Regions from separate parts of the Homo sapiens genome. Here region 1 is linked to region 2. Evidence: chromatin loops called from intact Hi-C (ENCODE). Cell type or tissue: transverse colon. All regions are shown on one strand. Each heading gives the region's core, and the rest is flanking DNA. Links, peaks and the distances in the headings are about the cores only. Region 1 holds the start of OR10H1 (olfactory receptor family 10 subfamily H member 1). Region 2 overlaps CYP4F8 (cytochrome P450 family 4 subfamily F member 8).

Region 1 (5,376 bases), core at 170-5,169, 190 kb after region 2:
AGAAGGAGAGTGAGATAGGAAGAAACGAGGGAGGGAGGAATGGAGGGAGGAAGGAAGGGAGGGAGGGAGAAACCTTGAGAGGACAGGAGCCGATCACGTCTGTAGGAGGTAGCTGAGGGCTGCATGTAACACCGTCTGGAATGATGGGATGCAGAATGCAGCTAAAAGGGTAGTCCAGTCATTCTGGAAAAATCAAAACCATGGAGACAGCAAAAGATCAGTGGCTTCCAGGGGACCAGTGGGTGAGAGGGAGGGATGAATGGGTGGGGCACAGAGGGTTTTTAAGACAGTGTAACTATGTTGTGTGATACTGTCATGGTAGATACAGGACATTGTGCATTTGTCAAAACCCAGAGAATGTACAGCCCCAAGAGTGAACTCTAATGTAACTGTGGATTTCAGTCAATGACAATGTGTCAACACTGGTTCATCAGTTGTAACAGATTAATGGTAAAAAAAAAAAAAAATCCCAGTTGCTAATTATAGGGGAAATTGTGTGCAGGCGGAGAGAGGGTATATGGAGATTCTCTGCAGTATCTATCTGCTCTATGTTCTGTAAATCTGAAACTGCTCTTAAAATAAAGTCTATTAATTTTAAAAAGTAAAACAAAACCAAACCCATGGTGGATGTGGGACTAGGATAGCAGCGAGGAGGATTTAGAGCTTCTGGGCATTGATTCACCAGCAGAACATCCAGTGGGTTCCTCTGTAGGTAAAACAGAGAGAGAGAAAGGTAGGAAGAGAAAGAGAGAGATGGGGATAGAGAGAGAGGCAGGGGAAGAGAGAGAGAGAGAGAGAGAGAGAGGAGGCGAGGGAGAAACAGAGAGAGAGAGGTGGGGAGAGAAAGAAAGAGAGGTGGGGAGAGAGAAAGAGAGAGACAGAGAGGTGGAGACACAGAGAGATGTGGGGAAAGAGCACACACAGAGAGAGAGAGAGATGGAGGGAGAGAGAGAAGTGGGGAGATAGAGAGTGGGAGGTGGGGGGAGAGAGAGAGAGAAGGACAGGGAGAAAGACACAGAGAGAGGTGGGGAGAGAGAAGTGGGGAGAGAGACACAGAGAGTGTGGGAGGTGGGGAGAGAGAGGGTTGGGGAAAGAGAGAGAGAGACAGAGAGAAGGGTGGGGAGAGAGAGAGAAGTGGAGAGAGAGGGAGGTGGGAAGAGAAACAGAGAGAGGAAAGAGAGGTAGGGAGAAAGAGAGGACAGAGGGGAAAGAGAAGAAAAAGGTGAGAAGAAAGAGAGAGAGCAAGCAAGCCCACTGTCTAGCACTGACAGGAACACCCGGTGGGGCCAGTTCTCCACTCAGAGACTCTAGGGCTAAGCGTGGCTGTGGACAAGTCCTGCCACAGACATCCCTAGAGCAGGGTTTCCTGCCTTCAGCATTAGGGACGCTAGGGGCGAATCATTCTCTCTCAGAGGGGTGTCCTGTGCACTGCAGGAGACTGAGCAGCATTCTTGGTCTCCACCCACCAGATAGATACCAGCAGCACTCCCCAGTCACGACAATCAGAAATGTCCTTATACGTTGTCACGTGTCTCCTGGGTGACAGCATCACTCCATGGGCCAGGCCTGTCTTGTCTCTGAGACCCCATCTGGCCTTAACTCTCACCCATCCTGGCTCTCTCTTCTTAGTGAAGCTGTCTGGCCTCCCCTCTCTTCCACTTAAGCCACCACTTCCCTCTCTTTTCTCTCCATCTTCTCATCCCCAGCTCCTAACCATTCCCTCACCACCTGCTCCCATTGACGCCTCCCTTGTGTGTGTGTGTGTGTGTGTGTGTGTGTGTGTGTGAGAGAGAGAGAGAGAGAGAGAGAGAGAGAGAGAGAGAGAGAGAGAGAGAGAGACAGGGTATCCCTCTGTCACCCAGGCTGGAGTGCAGAGGCACAATCACAGCTCACTGCAGCCTTAACTTCCTGGGCTCAAGCAATCCTCCCACCTCAATCTCTGGAGTAGCTACAGGTGCCTGCCATTCCTGGCCAATTTTTGTATTTTTTTGTACAGACAGGGTCTCACTATGCTGCCCAGGCTGGCCTCAAACTCTTGGACTCAAGTGATCCTCCCACCTTGGCCTCCCAAAGTGCTGGGATTGCAGGCATGAGCCACTGCACCCGGCCCACCCTGATTCTTTACACCCTGGGGTGGTGGCTGGAGCTTCTGAACCCTGAATCCTCTTTCTCTCTTTTCTCCGCCTCTTCCCAATCCTTTTTCCGTAGACTTCTTGCCTGGACAGACCGAGAAGAGAGGTTAAAATCAAACCATCACCTTGGGTCACATTGAGCATTGGCTGTCTTCTCTCTGCACCTGTTACCTCCCCCATCCAAGGGACCTACCTCATGAGGCAGCAGGAGCTCTAAAGAAGGCAAGTCCTGGCTGGGCACGATGGCTCATGCCTGTAATCCCAGTACTTTGGGAAGCCGAGGCGGGTGGATCACGAGATCAGGAGTTCAAGACCAGCCTGTCCAGCATGGTGAAACCCCTGTCTCTACTAAAAATACAAAAAATTAGCCAGGCATGGTGGCACGCACCTGTAGTCCCAGCTACTCAGGAGGCTGAGGGAGAAGAATCGCTTGAACCTGGCAGGCGGAGGTTGCAGTGAGCCGAGATTGCGCCACTGCACTCCAGCCTGGGCTACAGAGCGAGATTCCGTCTCAAAAAAAAAAAAAAAAAAATAGAAGAAGGTAAGTCCTGCTAAGCAAACAGCACACTGACTAAGACGTGGTGAGTGGCCTCTGCCTGTCACCCACTGCCCTGTAGACTCACATTGCTAAAGGAGTAATATAAACAGGTGGTTTCTTGGAGTCCCTGGCAGGTGCTGGTTCCCCAGGTCTCTCCTGGTCAGGTGGCTGAGAGGGGAGGTGACTCACCTGGGACTCCAGGCATCTGCTTCTGCTTCATCCCAGTAGGAGGCTCTAGTTTGGAGTTTCTCCACAGGTGGGAGCTGACCAGGTGTGGGCTGCACCAAGCAGCCACACCAGCTGAGCCGGGGGCTTGACTGAGCCCAAATGCGATTATTTATCCCTCCCTGACTCCCTGCCCACCGGCTTCCCTCGCTGTGGTCCTACTGTCTCTGTCTCCGCTACAGGGATGCTGGGACCCCAGGGACCCTGCCAGAGAGGAGGCAACCTCAGGGAATCTGTATCCTCACTTTCCCATTCCCCCCGCCTGCCAGGGGTGAGTCAATTCCCTGAGCTTGTCAAGAGCTTGAGCAGAGTCTAGTGCTCTACAGATTTGGGGTTTGGGCCCATGACTGTTGAAATTGACAGGAGGGCAGCCCTGCCATTGCCCCCAGGGACTGCAGAGGCTGCCTTGATATGCCCCGTCACCTTCATTCTTCTCCAACTGGGTCATTTGCCCAACTAAATGTCCTTTAAAATAATTTTTTAAAACCAACACACACACACGTATTTGTTTTTATTTTTATTTTTTGAGACAGGGTCTAGCTCTGTTGCCCAGGCTGGAGTGCAGTGGTGTGATTATGGCTCACTGCAGCCTCAACCTCCCAGGCTCAAATGATTCTCCTGCCTCAGCCTCCTGAGCAGCTGGGAGTAAAGGTGCTTGCCACCACACCTGGGCTAAGTTTTAATTTTTCTGTAGAGATGGGGTCTCGCTTTGTTGCCCAGGCTGGTCTTGAGCTCCTTGGCTCAAGGGATCCTCCCACCTTGACCTCTCAAAGTGCTGGGATTACAGCTGTGAGCCACCATGCCTGGCCTGTTTCTTCTTATTATGTAATTGAAATGCTACATACAAAGCAGCAAACCATGCAATGGCCAGCCAGGCAATCGTGACGGTGAATTTAATGGGTATCCCTTCAGATCTTCATGAGCATGTAGGATGTGAAAACAATGCAAACCCATAAAATCAGAGTTCTGTTGTGCATTATTGTTGCTTTCGCTTCGTTCTGCTTTTGAGGTGAAATTCACATAAAATAATCAACCACTTTAAAGTATACAATTCCCTGGGATTGAATGCATTCACAATGTTGTGTGGCCGCCGCCTCTGTCTAGTTCCAAAATGTTTTCATCACCTAATACCCATTAGCAGCCACTCCCCTACCCCACCCAGTCCTTCAAAACCACCAATTTGTTTTCTGGCTCTGGCTCTATGGACTTACCTATTCTAGACATTTCATATAAATGGGACTATATACTACTATATATAACGATGCATTATGATTGCCCCTGTGAGTAGCCACGGCACTCCAGCCATTTTGTCAACACAAAAATGTCGACATTGCCAAGACTGAGAAACTTTGGTCTGCATAAACTCACACAGAGTTCACTCTAAGACGCTGAGTGAAAAACCAAGTTACGGAAAGATATCTACGGGAGAATCAGATCTGCATTTTAAAAACACACAAAATGGTTTGACAGTTTATCAAAAAGTTAACATAGAAATTATCAAAGGACTCAGCAATTTCACTCCTAGGTATACACCCAAAAGAATGGAAAAGGATTCAAACAAATCCTTGGACATCAAATGTGCATAGCAGCACTGTTCACAGTAGCCAAACGGTATTTTTTAATTTTTCTGTAGAGAGTAGGATTTCACTTTGTTTCTCAGGCTGCTCTTGGAACTCCTGGGCTTAAGCGATTCTCCTGCCTTGACCTCCCAAAGTGCTTGGATTGCAGGTGTGAGCCACTGGACATGGCCTGATCCAAACGTCTATCAATGGCAGATCCAAATGTCTATTAATAAATAAATGGATAAACAAAGTGTGGTATAATCATATAATGGCTATTATTCAGCCACAGAAAGGAATAACATCCCAGTCCAGGCCACAGTAGAGATGAACGTTGAAAACATGTGCTATGTGAAAGGAGCTAGGCTTTTAATTTTATGGATAATTCCATACAAATGATATCTCTTTGATACACTGATTTCTTTTCTTTGGAGTATATACTTAAGTAGTGGCATTTCTGGATCATATGATAGCTCTATGTTTAGTTTTCTGAGAAACCGCCATACTATTATCCATAGTGGTTGTATTAATTTACTTTCCCACCAAAAAATCATGAGGGTTCCCTTTTCTCAGCATCCTCCCAGGCATTCCTTATTGCCTGTCTTCTGGATAAATGCCATCTTAACTGGGTTGAGACATTATCTTGTAGTGTTGATTTGCATTTCTCTCATGATCAGTGAGGTTGAGCATCTTTTAATATGCCTGTTTGCCATGTGTATGTCTTCTTTTCAGAAATGTTTATTCAGATCTTTGGCCCATTTTAAAATCAGATCATTAATTTTTTTCCTATTGAGTTGTTTGAGCCCCTTATGTATCCTGGTTATTAATCCCCTATCAGATGGATAGTTTGCAAGTATTTTCTCCCATTCTGTGATTGTCTCTTCACTTTGTTTATTTTTTATTTACTTTTATTTTTTTTTAT
Region 2 (5,376 bases), core at 103-5,102:
CTTCCACCACACTATCCATTCTCCAGGGGCGTGTGGACCTTCCTTTAGCAGATGTTAAGTTTCCCCCTATTCACAGGCCTGATTCTGAGCTCTCTACTCTGTTCTATGGATCTGTTTTTCTGTTCTTGCAGCAGTCCCACAGTTTTTTTAAAATTATTTTATTTTTATTAGTATGCATTTGTAATATCTCTTAATATCTGGAAGCTTGGGTTCTCCTTCTTCAATCTTTTATTTAAAAATTGACCTAGCTTGGATAGGGCATGGTGGCTTATGCCTGTAATCCCAGCACTTTGGGAGGCTGAGGCAGGCAGATCACTTGAGGTCAGGAGTTTGAGACCAGCCTGGCCAACATGGTGAAACCCCATCTATACTAAAAATACAAAAATTAGTTGGGTGTGGTGGTGCACACCTGTAATCCCAGCTACTTGGGAGGCTGAGGCACAAGAATCGCTTGAACGCAGGAAGTGGAGGTTGCAGTGAGCTGAGATCAGGCCACTGCACTCCAGCCTGGGTGACAGAGTGAGAATCCATCTCAAAAAAAAAAAAAAAATTGACCTAGCCCTTGATGAACTTTAAAATTCCTTCAATTAGAATAAGATTTCAAAGTTCCAAAAAGAATCCAGCTAGATTTTTATTAATTGCATGAAGTATATTGATTAGTTTAGAAATAATTGACACCTTTACAACATATGGTCATCCCACCCTACAGTGTGGAGTGGAGATTATTTATTCAAATAACTTTATAAGCCCTTTGTAGAGATGTTTTTTTCCTGCTTTTGTTACCTCTTTATATAATTTTAAATACTTTTTCACACAAACAAATGAACACTTTTGTTTTTGAGATGGAGTTGCTCTGCCTCCCAAACTGGAGTGCGGTGGAGTGATCTCGGCTCACTGCAACCTCTGCCTCTCAGGTTCGAGGGATTCTCCTGCCTCAGCCTCCTGAGTAGCTGGGACTACAGGTGCCCACCACCATGCGTGGCTAATTTTTGTGTTTTTAGTAGAGATGGGATTTCACCATGTTGGTCAGGCTGGTGTGGAACTCCTGACCTCAAGTGATCCTCCTGCCTCAGGCTTCCAAAGTGCTGGGATTACAGGAGTGAGCCACTGCACCCCGCCGGAATGAATACTTTTAAGAGACACCCTCTGAATATTGTTTTGCTCAGAAATACCTCTAAAAACACCAGGTCAACTTTTCTTCTAGTAGTTTTGTGACTTTGGTTTTCTAATGCTTACATCTTTGTTGCTTCTGGAATTAATTTTGTTATAGGACTGAGGGTCAGAGGGAGGTGGTGAGAGGGTCTCCAGGGGCAGCAGGAGGGCCGTGTATGCTCTCTGGATAATTGTTGGGTGTTTCCTTAGGGACGACCTGGCCCAGTTGCCCTTCCTGACCATGTGCCTGAAGGAGAGCCTGCGGTTGCATCCCCCAATCCCTACATTCGCCCGCGGCTGCACCCAGGACGTGGTGCTCCCAGACAGCCGAGTCATCCCCAAAGGTGCCCTCCATGGCAGGGGAGGAGGGTCCTGGGCAGGGCGGTGGTCCCAGCAGGCAGCTCGGACCTTGTTCTTACTGTCCTCTCCTGCACGACAGGGAATGTCTGTAACATCAACATCTTCGCAATCCATCACAACCCCTCAGTCTGGCCAGACCCTGAGGTGCTGCCCCTCCCTGTTTCTCCATCCCCCGGGCCTGGTCGGGGGAGGGGTCTTGTCCCGGAAAACCAGATACTCCCTCTCTACTCCACCCACATCTGTTTTATGTGGGGGTGGCTGGGTGTCCTGAGAGGCCCCATCAGCAGCCTTAACTTGCCTCCACCCCAGGTCTATGACCCCTTCCGCTTCGACCCAGAAAACGCCCAGAAGAGGTCACCTATGGCTTTTATTCCTTTCTCGGCGGGGCCCAGGTGAGGCCAGGGGGTGTCTGAGGTGGGCATGGGCTGAGGGTGGCACAGATGGCTGCCTTGTCAGATGCCTGACTTGTAGGACCACGTGTTTCTGTGATAGGGGTTTTAAAGAAGATCCTAGGAAAAAGGGTGTGCTCAGAGCCTCCTGCCCCGTCTGGTTTCAGTTGGGGCTGGGGTCTGGGCTAGGCTCTGGGAATATGCAAGCCCACATGGGGGTCCCAGACCCAGCTTCCCCCCTGTCTGCCCAAGGTGATCTGGGTGGGGTTGGGGGTTCCGGGCCTGGTTCCTGGCGCAGTGGGGCCGGGATCTGGGTCCTGGGTGCAGTCAGACCTTCCACCTTGGCCCCCAGGAACTGCATCGGGCAGAAGTTCGCGATGGCAGAGATGAAGGTGGTCCTGGCGCTCACGCTGCTGCGCTTCCGCATCCTGCCCGACCACAGGGAGCCACGCAGGACGCCGGAGATTGTTTTGCGTGCGGAGGACGGACTTTGGCTGCGAGTAGAACCCCTGGGCTGAGGCCTGCAGTGACCCACCCACCTACCTTTGCATCACCTACCTTTGCACCAACTACCTTTTCAGATTTCCGGTAATAAATCTGTGTTGGCCCCTGTGCCTCAGTCCCGCGGATGGCCAGTAGGGGGCGCTGGAGGACTGCGGGGATCTAGGGCCTGGCTGGGAAGAGGCGGGGAGATGTCTCTGTGCCCAAGATACTCACTGCCTCTCTGGGTGAGCACAGGAGCCCCGTGCTGAGGGTGGGATCTCCCAGAGTCTAAGTAAAGACTTTTTCCCCCCCAAAATAATTGTGTATTCTGATATAAATTTTTGCCAATTTAGAATCCCTGTTTTTTAGCTAGGTGCATAGCAGCCTGAAATACAGATCACATTTGAAAGCCTTTCTTGAAGCTCAATTGGTTAAGTGACTGTGGCTGTCCCATGTGTAGAAGCCAAAGATTATGTGGTAATTCTGGTAACCTTTCTTAAGAGAAAGCTGCTACAGTCTGTCTGCTCAGTCCTCCCCTCTTCCTTCCTGCTGCTTGGAAGATTTTTTTTTTTTTTTGAGACATGGTGTCTCTCGTCGCCCAGGCCGGAGTGCAGTGGCTCACTGCAACCTCCACCTCCTGGGTTCAAGTGATTCTCCTGACTCAGTCGCCTGAGTAGATAGGATAACAGGCGCCTACCACCACACCCGGCTAATTGTATTTTTAGTACAGATGGGGTTTTGCTATGTTGGCCAGGCTGGTCTCAAACTCCTGGCCTCAAGTGATCAGCCCACCTCAGCCTCCCAAAGTGCCAGAATTGCAGGTGTGAGAATAAAAATTCTTGAGTTTCAATGTTTATTTTAGAATCAGGTGCTAACATGCAAATTTATTACAAAGGTATATTGCATCATGCTGAGGTTTGGAGTATGAATGACTCCATCACCCATGTAGTGAGCATAGTATCTAATAGGCAGTTTTTCAGCTTTTCCCCCTCCCTGCTTCCCCTGTCTAGTAGTCCCCAGGATCTGTTGTTCCCATCTTTATTACCATGTGTATCCAATGCATACCTCCCACTTATAAGTGAGAACATGCAATATTTTGTTTTCTGTTCCTGCATTAGTTTGCTTAGGATAATGGCCCCCAGCTGCATCTATGTTGCTGCAAACGACATGATTTTGTACTTTTTAATGACTGCATAGTATTTCATGGTGTATTTCTACACATTTTCTTTATCCACTCCACCATTGATGGGCACCTGTGTTGATTCAGCATCTTCGCTATTGTGATTAGAGCTGCGATAAACATGTGGATGCTTGTGTCTTTTTGGCAGAATGATTTATTTTCTTTTGGGTGTATACCCAGTCGTGGGATTGCTAGGTCAAATGGTAGTTCAACTCTCAATTCTCTGAGAAATATCCTAACTGCTCTCCACACTCCATTAGTTTAGTGGCTGAACTAATTTATATTTCCACCAACAGTGTATAAATGTTCCTTTTTCTCCATAGCCTTGGCAACATCTGCTATTTTTTGACTTTTTAACAAATTGCTTGCAAGATTGATGTGGCCTCTGGAGCTCCATCTTGGCTCATGAGGACAGGGACTGCTATTTAGGGCAGATGGGGCAGATGGCTAGAAGCAGTCAGGGTCTATGACCCTAGATCCATGCTGTGACCTGAATGTTTATGTAGCCCCCAAATCCATACATTGAAGCCTAGTCTGCATATGGTGGTATTAAGAGGGGAGGCCTTTGGGAGGTGATTAAGTTGTGAGGGCTCTGCCTTCGTAAGTGAGATTACCCCTTATAACAGAGACCTGAGGGAGCTTGTTTGCCCCTTCCACCATGTAAAGACACGTGCAAGGTGCCATCTATGAGGAACAGGCCCTTAGTTGACACTGAACCTGCAGGCACCTTGATCTTGGACTTCCCAGCCTCCAAAATTGTAAGCAATAAATACCTGTTGTTTATAAACTACCTAGTGTAAGTTATGTTGTCATAGCAGCCTGAATGGGCTAAGATAATCCATATCCCCTTGGAATTGTACTAAACATCACCTTGAAGTTGTATTATAAATGTCAGAATCCCAGTCTGCTATTCACTAGCTGATTGGCTTGGGGAAAACTTGTTTATCTCTGTAGCCCTGGTTTTGTTTACCACTTAATAGTATTCACCTCATTGGGCTGCTGGAAGACTGAACAAGCCAGTATCTACAACATCCCTGAGCCACATCTGTTGGGTATTAGCGGTCCATGAGGGTTAATTGCCTCTCTTTCTCTTCTTTTTGCATCACATTTGAAGTTTTGACATTTTAAAAAATCGCAAGAGGTTGCTTCAAGCTTTGGGATGCATGGCAACCTTCTCTTGAGGAAAATTCATTCGAATGTTTTGTGTGCTCAAAATATCCGTTATTACATCCGAGAATCTACAGTGGACTTTGGTGAAAGGTTGGCCCAAAGCTTAGAACGGAAAAAATTAATTTTTCCAGAGAGGCACGACTCAGAATTTATTCCTGTCTAAAAAGTTCAGGTCATGAAGGTTTTCAAGTGAGAGGAAGGTAGAGGGTGTGGGCTGGGCGGGGGGCGGGCGGGGGGGGGGAGGGGCCGCCCCTTTCAGCACCAGGGACAGCGGCTGCACCTGGACTTTCCCCTGTCTGACTGTAGGGGGCTCCTGCGGGGCGCAGAGTCCAAGGACTGAGCGCTTTTCAGGGGCCCATAGATTGGGAACCTGGAAGGATTATTGGCTGCAAAATAAGAATGGAACATTGCAAAACGAAATAAATAACTATTTAATATATTCTATGCTGAAAGTCAATTTTTCTTCCCTTTAAAGTTTAAGTTTCATAAATAATGCATGCTTATAGAAGAAATTGCAAGAAATAAAAATCATCCATAATTTCAAAATGTCAGAATAATCACTGTTTATATTTTCTTGCATATGCTTCCAGTTTTTAATTCATATGTGATCTTTTTACATATGAAAATGTTTATTTACATCTA

Evidence for each region. Hi-C counts contacts between places; a loop is a spot of excess contacts. Peaks named below come from ENCODE experiments on the same cell type or tissue, not always from the same donor. Only the 100,000 strongest peaks of a DNase experiment are listed, where the experiment ranks them.
Region 1: a loop joins it to region 2, with 9 times the contacts of the local background. A loop is called at or near these places in 42 of 110 quality-filtered maps.

The regions. Positions count from the first base shown.
Region 1 is chr19:15,812,696-15,818,071 of GRCh38, forward strand. OR10H1 (olfactory receptor family 10 subfamily H member 1) reads right to left here and starts at 2,969. Exons shown (of 4, transcript NM_013940.4): 1 at 2,860-2,969; 2 at 1-183. In transverse colon, for the core only: no CTCF peak of the experiment used is centred there; no DNase peak of the experiment used is centred there; H3K27me3 peaks cover 3,554 bases.
Region 2 is chr19:15,626,940-15,632,315 of GRCh38, forward strand. It overlaps CYP4F8 (cytochrome P450 family 4 subfamily F member 8), which reads left to right. Exons shown (of 13, transcript NM_007253.4): 10 at 1,363-1,496; 11 at 1,592-1,656; 12 at 1,822-1,904; 13 at 2,254-3,700. The coding sequence ends at 2,419. Among named protein-coding and RNA genes, the nearest start is that of CYP4F3, 11 kb to the right of the region's middle. RefSeq lists a silencer at 2,627-2,676. In transverse colon, for the core only: a CTCF peak has its summit at 2,531 (motif pointing right); a DNase peak (open chromatin) is centred at 2,542; H3K4me3 peaks cover 230 bases; H3K27me3 peaks cover 444 bases.